Linked DNA regions of Homo sapiens: region 2 is linked to region 1. The links are chromatin contacts, found by Hi-C or POLR2A ChIA-PET in ENCODE. All regions are on one chromosome and are shown on one strand. The core of a region is the stretch at or near the end of the contact, and the rest is flanking DNA. Distances in the headings are between cores, read along the strand shown.

What was found. Hi-C counts contacts between places; a loop is a spot of excess contacts on that map. ChIA-PET counts read pairs that join two places held with the same protein, here RNA polymerase II (POLR2A). Pooled maps may share reads with other maps.
Region 2: a pooled map of posterior vena cava shows a loop between it and region 1 (32-fold over the local background). The contact joins the enhancer-like site here to the promoter of CDKN2A-AS1 in region 1. A Hi-C loop is called at or near these places in 2 of 50 pooled maps. POLR2A ChIA-PET finds 5 or more read pairs at or near these places in 3 of 52 experiments (BJ, activated T-cell and endothelial cell of umbilical vein).

Annotation. Positions count from the first base shown.
Region 1 is chr9:21,964,329-21,968,388 of GRCh38, forward strand. CDKN2A-AS1 (CDKN2A antisense RNA 1) reads left to right here and starts at 2,811. Exons shown (of 1, transcript NR_024274.1): 1 at 2,811-3,426. CDKN2A (cyclin dependent kinase inhibitor 2A) reads right to left here. Exons shown (of 3, transcript NM_000077.5): 3 at 3,424-3,914. The coding sequence ends at 3,901.
Region 2 is chr9:22,209,529-22,213,588 of GRCh38, forward strand. No RefSeq gene overlaps it. Among named protein-coding and RNA genes, the nearest start is that of CDKN2B, 200 kb to the left of the region's middle. Within about 2 kb of position 2,328, at least 5 of the 41 ENCODE cell types and tissues checked have a DNase peak (open chromatin) inside an H3K27ac peak, as active enhancers do; they include endothelial cell of umbilical vein, where a contact is called at or near this core.

The sequences.
Region 1 (4,060 bases), core at 1,561-4,060:
TGCCAATTTTGCTGAGAGTTTTAATCATAACAGGATGCTGAATTTTGTCAAATGCTTTTTCTGCATCTATTGAGATGATCATGTGATGTTTTGTTTTTAATTCTGTTTTCGTGGTGTATCACATATGTTAAATCATCCCTACATTCCTGGTATGAAACCCACTTGATCATGTCATGGTGGATTATTTTTTGATATGTTGTTGGATTCTGTTAGCTAGTATTTTGTTAAGGATTTTAGCATCAATGCCCAACAAGGATATCAATCTGTAGTTTTTAAATGTGCTTTTCTGGACCGGCACGGTGGCTAAGGCCTGTAATCCCAACACTTTGGGAGGTCGAGGAGGGCGGACCACTTGAGGTCAGGAGTTCGAGATCAGCCTGGCCAAAATGGTGAAAATCCGTCTCTACTAAAAAGGTGTTGTGGCGGGCGCCTGTAATCTCAGCTACTGAGGAGGCTGAGGCAGGAGAATCGCTTGCACCCGGGAGGCGGAGGTTGCAGTGAGCCGAGATCGCACCACTGCACTCCAGCCTGGGCGACAGAGAAAGACTCCGTCTCAAAAAAAAAAAAAAAAAAAAAAAAGTTGTTTTCTGCTATTTCCTGAACTTTATTACGTAAATGAGACACGTGAGATCTGGAAGGAGGTGGAGGTGAAGACCCTCCCACCTGGCCTGCATCCAGAGTACTTGGGGTGTGGCACTGGCGTGGGCCCCAGGAAGGATCCCAGCCAGTTTTGGTGCTGGAGGCCCGGCCAAAGGAAGGGCTGCTCTCCCGTCCCGCGGGCTCCGAGGTCGCCGCACCCGGGCGCGCCTGGGCCTCGTCACCCGCGCTCGTGACGCGTGCTTACAAAGGAAACTTTTACAGGTTTCGGTGGGCAGGGCCTTTTATTGCCCTTCTGCTCCACAGCCCCCGTGCTTAATCGGTTGGTTGGGAGGTTTCTTTCGTCCGTGGTTTTGGAAAGTCCCCGCCTCCAAACCGCAGTCCCGCAGTCAGTTCTGCAGCCTCAGGGCCTCGAACAGCCATGCTTAGAATCCGTCCTTCTTTCCTGCTCCATCTACCCTTCCCCTCTGGCTTCTTTTTTTTCACTGGAGAAAGCCCACCCGAGTCTCTCAGCCTGCTTCGGAGGTTACTGCGGCCTCCTCCACGGGTAGTTCTGGGACCCGGGTCTAGTCCGCGGTTCCGGAGCAGGTCCCTCCCTGGAGTCGTCAGGCCCAGTATGCGTGTGCTCAGTGTGCTCGGGAAACACGCGTGGGCTTTAACAGCAGATCTCCATAAAAGGGTCCCGGAGATAGCCTCTGCCTGGCCCGAGGCCCAGTGCCTCAAAGCGGACGCCTTTGCGCTCCCGGAGGTGCTCACACCACAGCGGAGCCTGCTGGCGAGTGGAGCGTAGGACTGCGAACCAGCAATCTCCCGAGAAGCGGCGAGGGGGAGGGGAATGTCTGTGAATCGGTTATCCCTCCCACCCCCAGCAGAAGTCGGGGAAATGGGGGTGGAAGGGGGAAAAAGGGAGAGAACAGGAGTGGGGTTGAGGAAGGGTAAGGAGGAAGGTGAGCTTCCTACAGCTGCGGGGGAAGGTGGAGAAAATTTTCAGGGGGACAGCTGAGTGGTAGAGCTAGCGAGCTTCAGAGAAATGTTGACAGACAGATGCCCAGAAAGTGAGGATGCCGGGCATGGGCACTGCGTACCAGGCACAGGAGATATATGGAGGCAGGAAATTGGCACATCATAAGCATTTGACCATCCTGCCCTAAAACAAAACAAATTGAACAACAACAACAACAAAAGATAATAGCAAAAGTGGCACAGTAGTGAGCTCGCAGGGCCCATTCCTATATAGAAACACAGAAAAATAAGCAAAAGCTGCCAGAATTGACTTCGTGGGAACTCTGGGAAACAGTAAGAAAGTTTTACAGCAACCAAGTGAGTGCTGAACCAAGGCAAAGGTAACTGAAACGCAATGATAGAGAAGAGGGGCAGGGAAGTGTTGGGTAGACAAAGGCGGGTCCCTGGTAAGGGCCCTCCCCTGGGCCTGTGCCCACTGGACCTAGGTGAGGACAGGCACTCCTTCCTTCACGCCCAAATGTTGCATATCCCAAGACCACCCTGTCCCGCCACGCCCCCATCCTTTGCCTATGAAAACCCTGAGACCCTAGCAGGCAGACACACAAGCGGCTCTATGTCCAGAGGAACTCATCGGAGGAACTGGACGTGGAGCGGGGCACCCCAGCGGAAGGGAGCACGCCAGTGGAAGAGCACACTGACAGACCATAGGAGTCAGTCTGTTATATTATCATAGTATAATATTATAAAATTATTATAATACAATAAAAATATAAAAATATAAATAATGTAATAAATATGGATAAAAATAATAATTACATATTTATATTTATATGAGAACACTATGAATAATTTTAAGCCAAAAAACAACTCGATGTTCATCACTGGATGAGTAGACGAGCAATTTCCAGTATATTCATACAATGGAATATGATTCAGCCATAAAATGAAATGAGGTACTGATACATGCTGCAGCAGGAATGAACCCCCAAAACACTACACTTGGTGAAAGAAGCCAGACACGGAAGGTCACATATTGTATGATCCCATTTATAAGAAATATTCAGAATAGGTAAATCCATAGAGACAAAAGGAGTTTTGTAGTTGCCAGGAGTTGGAGGCAAGAAGAGTTTAACAGGTATGCTTAATGGGGCCTCCTATGCAGTTGACGAAAATGTTTTGGGCTAGATAGGAGTGATGGTTGCATAACATTGTACTAAATGCCACTGAATTCTACTCTTTAAAATTTTTAGTTTTATGTTATGTGGCGTGTACCCTAAAAAAAAAAATAGAGGTGCAGTGCTCCAGCACGGGATGAGGCAGCGTGGACAGGAGCATCTCCCAACCTCAGTGAAGTCTGAGCCGCGTGCCTGCAACAATCCCACTGTGGCAGAGAACCGCAGAGTTCCTTCCGGTTTGGCAGCAGTCATTCGCAACCTCACAGCCCTCTGGAACCCCAGCCTGGGGGTCTCAGAACGCCGAGGCGGGGACTGGGAGCCGAGTCGGATTCCGAGACTATGGGCCAGGGTTGGCTGGATTCAGTTACCTGGCTGAGGCCTGGTGAGCAAAATATCCCAAACCTCGCGTGATCTGGAAGGGGAAGCCGGATAAATACGGATCTCCAGATGTGCCAGTCTCGAGTCTATCGATATGAGGTCCCCCTAGAGTTTCTATTCATCATTTTAACCGCATTTCATCGATCTTGAGACACGGCTTTTGATATTTTATCACCTCAAGATAAATAGTGTTAGATGTCTAATAGCAGCGTTTTTCTAAGAGATACATGAAACAACAGTGTCAGAAACGATGCTGTCTTCCATGCGATGAAATTGTTGTAATAGGTGCTCAATAAATGTTGACAATAAATGAGTGAATGAATGAAAATTATTTTATTTTTATTTGAGCTTTGGTTCTGCCATTTGCTAGCAGTGTGACTCAAGAGAAGCCAGTAACCCCCCTGAGCTTCCCTAGTTCACAAAATGCTTGTCATGAAGTCGACAGCTTCCGGAGGCTGCGAGGCTCGCAAGAAATGCCCACATGAATGTGCGCTTAGGGCGTGAGTGCTCACTCCAGAAAACTCCAACACAGTGAAAAGGCAGAAGCGGTGTTTTTCTTTTTTACATTTTTATAAGAATATATAAAAAATGATATAAATGGACATTTACGGTAGTGGGGGAAGGCATATATCTACGTTAAAAGGCAGGACATTTTTAAAAGCTCTATTTTCTAAATGAAAACTACGAAAGCGGGGTGGGTTGTGGCGGGGGCAGTTGTGGCCCTGTAGGACCTTCGGTGACTGATGATCTAAGTTTCCCGAGGTTTCTCAGAGCCTCTCTGGTTCTTTCAATCGGGGATGTCTGCAGAGGGCAGAAAGAAAACAGGCGTTAGAAACCTGAGGTCAAAGATGTGTGGCACATCCCGCCCTCCTCTCTTGCCGTCCCTACCGGCATTGAAATACTTATGGATAAAGTTCTCGCAATGGCTTCACGTGCATGTACCCGCC
Region 2 (4,060 bases), core at 1,078-3,577, 240 kb after region 1:
AGACCTTTTTTATCTATGCCACTTTTTAACCTTTTTTTGGAGGTACTGGCAGTTATAGCCACATAATTCTATTAGGCCATCGATGGCTGGGTCTAGATCTGTGACTTTCAAATTAGGTCTTAATAGGGTTGGAATAGGGTTATAGTGGTGTCCATTGTAAATTGGTTCCTAAAATTTTATTTATGTCCCATCTACTCCTTTAACAAATATGCCTTAAGCACTTACTATGTGAGGGACTCTGTGTTAATTCTTGTCAAGAGATATAAAAATGTATAGTCTTGGCCGGCGCGGTGGCTCACGCCTGTAATCCCAGCACTTTGGTAGGCCAAGGTGGGTGGGTCACGAGGTCAGGAGATCAAAACCATCCTGGCTAACACGGTGAAACCCCGTCTCTACTAAAAATACAAAAAATTAGCCGGGCATGGTGGTGGGCACCTGTAGTCCCAGCTACTCGGGAGGCTGAGGCAGGAGAATGGTGTGAACCCGGGAGGCGGAGCTTGTAGTGAGCCTAGACTGTGCCACTACACTCCAGCCTGGGCGACAAAATGAGACTCCATCTCAAAAAAAGAAAAAAAAAAGTGTAGTCTTGCATGCCTCTTTATCACCTGTCAAGGGTGATAAGTTTAAAACAATTTTTTTCCTCTGGGATTTGAAGATTTTCTCCTGTTTCTTTTCTTCACTATTTCTTAAGATGAGAGTCTCTATGTCCTGTGAATATGTAATAAGCAAAGAACAAAAGTAGTTTTCTGACCTTTAACTGTTTCAGAATAGTTTTGAATATATTAGTTAAAATAGCATAATATTATGTCTTCAACATGAATACAATATCTTAAATTTCATGAAACATGGCACACACTTGTTCTGTGTAGTAACTGTAATAAGGCAGACATCGTTAAATGCCCTATTTTGTAGATGGTGACTCAGAGGTCAAGTAATTTCATTATGACTGGCCAAGTGGCAGAACCTGAACTGGAAAGGGGAGTGTGGTGCCCTTTCCATTGCTTTACATTTCCTTGTAAATGTCAAGAGCAGCTGAATGTTAGTATTCTTTTCAAACTGCAAAGTGACTTTTCAGCAATTGGGGTTGTTGTTTGAAATGTTTTTGAATGGCTTGTCTTCTATCTTTCCCTCATAGGAAAAGAAAAATACGACACATAGCCATGATTGAAGACGTGTACCTTCATCTGAGAAGACATCTGCAAATATTCTGGTCACTATTAAACTATATCCAATTTTTAAGTTGTTTATTTTTAAGTGAGGGCTGTTTTTATAGATAAAGTTTAAAAAGTCTGGCATTGTTGACATATATTTTACATTAACCTTTGCTTTTGGAAGAACCAGATATTCCCAATGTTAGTGTAATCGATCGTATTTTTTTGATTGTTATGTGGCAGTTGCATGTATTACGTTTTTAAGTTGTCATAATAACCTGGTGAGAGAAGTACTATTATTATTTGACTTTTGTAGATGAGAAAATTGAGAGACAGAAAAGTTAAGTGACTTGCCCAAGTTTATACAGCTAGCAAGTAGAAAAACTGAGATTTAAACTCGGGATGGACTTGTTCCAGAGCCCATGTTTTTAACCACAGCATTATACTGACCCGTCTTGGCACTGCACTGATGAGGTGTGTGATCTTTCTTAGGTCACCTAATGGTTTTGGTTTTCAGATTCATTTATGAGAAGGAGAATGCATGGGATAATTTATTTTCTGAGCAGTATTCCTTGTATGCTTACATGCCTTTATTTAGTCCTCACAAGAACCCTAGACATAGATAGAATTATTATCATCCTTATGTTACATATGGGAAAATTAGAACTTAGAGAGTTCAAGTAACTGCTAAAGGTGACATAATCGGTGTAAGAACTGGGAATCACCGCCAAGATTTCAATCACTATGCTTTACTGTCTTTCCTTTTTAGGGGCTTATGCTGCCGTCAAATTCTTTACATTGAATCCTGGCTTTTTATTTTAGAGTCATAATGGCAATATGTTTGTTTCATAAAACCTTTCATTTAGAATTCATCCAAGAAGTGACTTAGTCTACTTATGGCTGCAAATACTGGGGAGCCATTAGCACAGTGACAGCAATCTTAACAATGAAACATTGTGCTATTAATATTATATTATTATTTTTTTGAGGAGTCACATGTGTAGCAAACAGGATGTAACCGGACATGTCAGGCAAGCTGTTGCTAACCCTGAAGACTACAAGGGATTAAATTCTCATTATTCCTCAGAGTTAGTCCCCAAATATCTGTGTATGTTCAGTTTCTTCAGTTTGGCAGGAAGTTTTAAAGAACTAAACAGCATGCCCTTCCGCCTGTGGCATATTCATAAGCTATTTTTGGGTGAGTCATCGGAATTCTGTGGTTTGTATCCTGAAGGGGGAGAGGAGACACTGTATGTTTAGCCTTTTTTTTTTTTTTTGAAACAGCTAGTTGAAAAAAAAATTCTTTGATAAAAGTTCAACATTAGGTAAGAAATATCTGCGGCAGGATCTTTCCATTGTGATAAATATTCCTCTCATGTTCACATCTCTGGGAATATTATACAAGTTTAATTATTTGACCTGTGCATATTCATGGCTTGACCTAGTGCACACAGAAGCTCTGGTCTGGTGTTTAGCTGAGGCAATTCATGGGGAATAAACAACTGGCTAAATGAGTCTTCTTCTGTCCTTGGAGTCTGCTCCCTAATGTCAAATCAATGCAGTAAGCTGGATAGAGTTGTGGACATTTATGAAAACACAAAGACCAAGCCAAACCTTTTGAGGCCTGTTAGGTAATATAACTAATACTGTAATTGTGGGTTATGATTAAATATTTGTAATGGTAAAAAAAAGAAGTGGGTGAAAATTGACAGTCTTTTTCTTTGTAACAACAAGAGAGCCTAAGAGGGAATTCCAGTAATTAATACATATTTTCCTATCTCATCAGGAAAAGGAGCTGATTGTTAATGGAAGAAGGAAGAAATACAAGTTTGTTGGGTATTTAGTATATGCCAGACGCTGTACTAGGGCTCAAAAAAAATTCCATAGAGACCATTTAGATCTGGCGAACATACTACTTTCAGAAACTGAAGCGAGTTTGTGGTCTACAGCATCAGTAGTCCATAAGACAGAGATTTAAGAAAAGAAATGGTGGTATTTAACACCCCTGTTCAATTATAGTTATCCATATGATATGACTGACTGATTTGTGACTGTCAACAGACGTATTCATAGAGGACAATTTCAAGTTAATCTTCAAAATGGGAGAGTTAAATTATTTTTAAAAAATAAAGAGTGACTACTGTTTGGTCCTTGAAATGATGTTAGGTGGATCATGAATTAGGCATTAAATGGCATTAAAACACATAATGAGAAAATTCTCTCTTTTTAATTCCCTTTCAGTTTTCTGAGTATGTCAAGCAGGAAGTTTCAGTGTGGTGTTAGTGAAATGTTAGCTCTTCTCAGGGCAGGCAACATCTCCCTTCATAACACTCCTTTTTAGAGTTACATTTTATTATGTTTTATTTCTGGCAAGTGAAATTGGTTTCCATTTATATGGAGTAGATATTAAAAATGTATTCATATGAAATATTAATTGATTTAAAAATATTAACTAAATAATACATGTAGTGAGCTGAATGGGCAATGGGACACCACCCTGAAGAAATTATCCACTGTGTAAAACTTCACAATTTTAGTGATTAAGAGGCAGATGGTTTCATAAAAGAAAACAAAAAATATAGTTTGTTTAAGATCTACCTGCTTGTCCAGAGCAGTTGTGTTCAAAGTGTGGTCCATAGACAAATGATGGTCTATGAACTTTTTGCCTGTCTGGAAAAAAATAAATATAGAACTCGTGAGTAACCATTTAGAAACTTTTATAGCTTTTATAGCTTATAGCTTATTGCTTTCATATCCAATTGCACAATATATTTTTCTAGTAATTGTTTTTGGTATTTTACAAAAGTGTCATTCTGTGATAAATTAGGGGAAAACCTAATCATTTGAGAGGGATTGATCTAAAACATATATTTAGAACAAGAACAAAACTAAGAAAAGTGGTAGTCTAA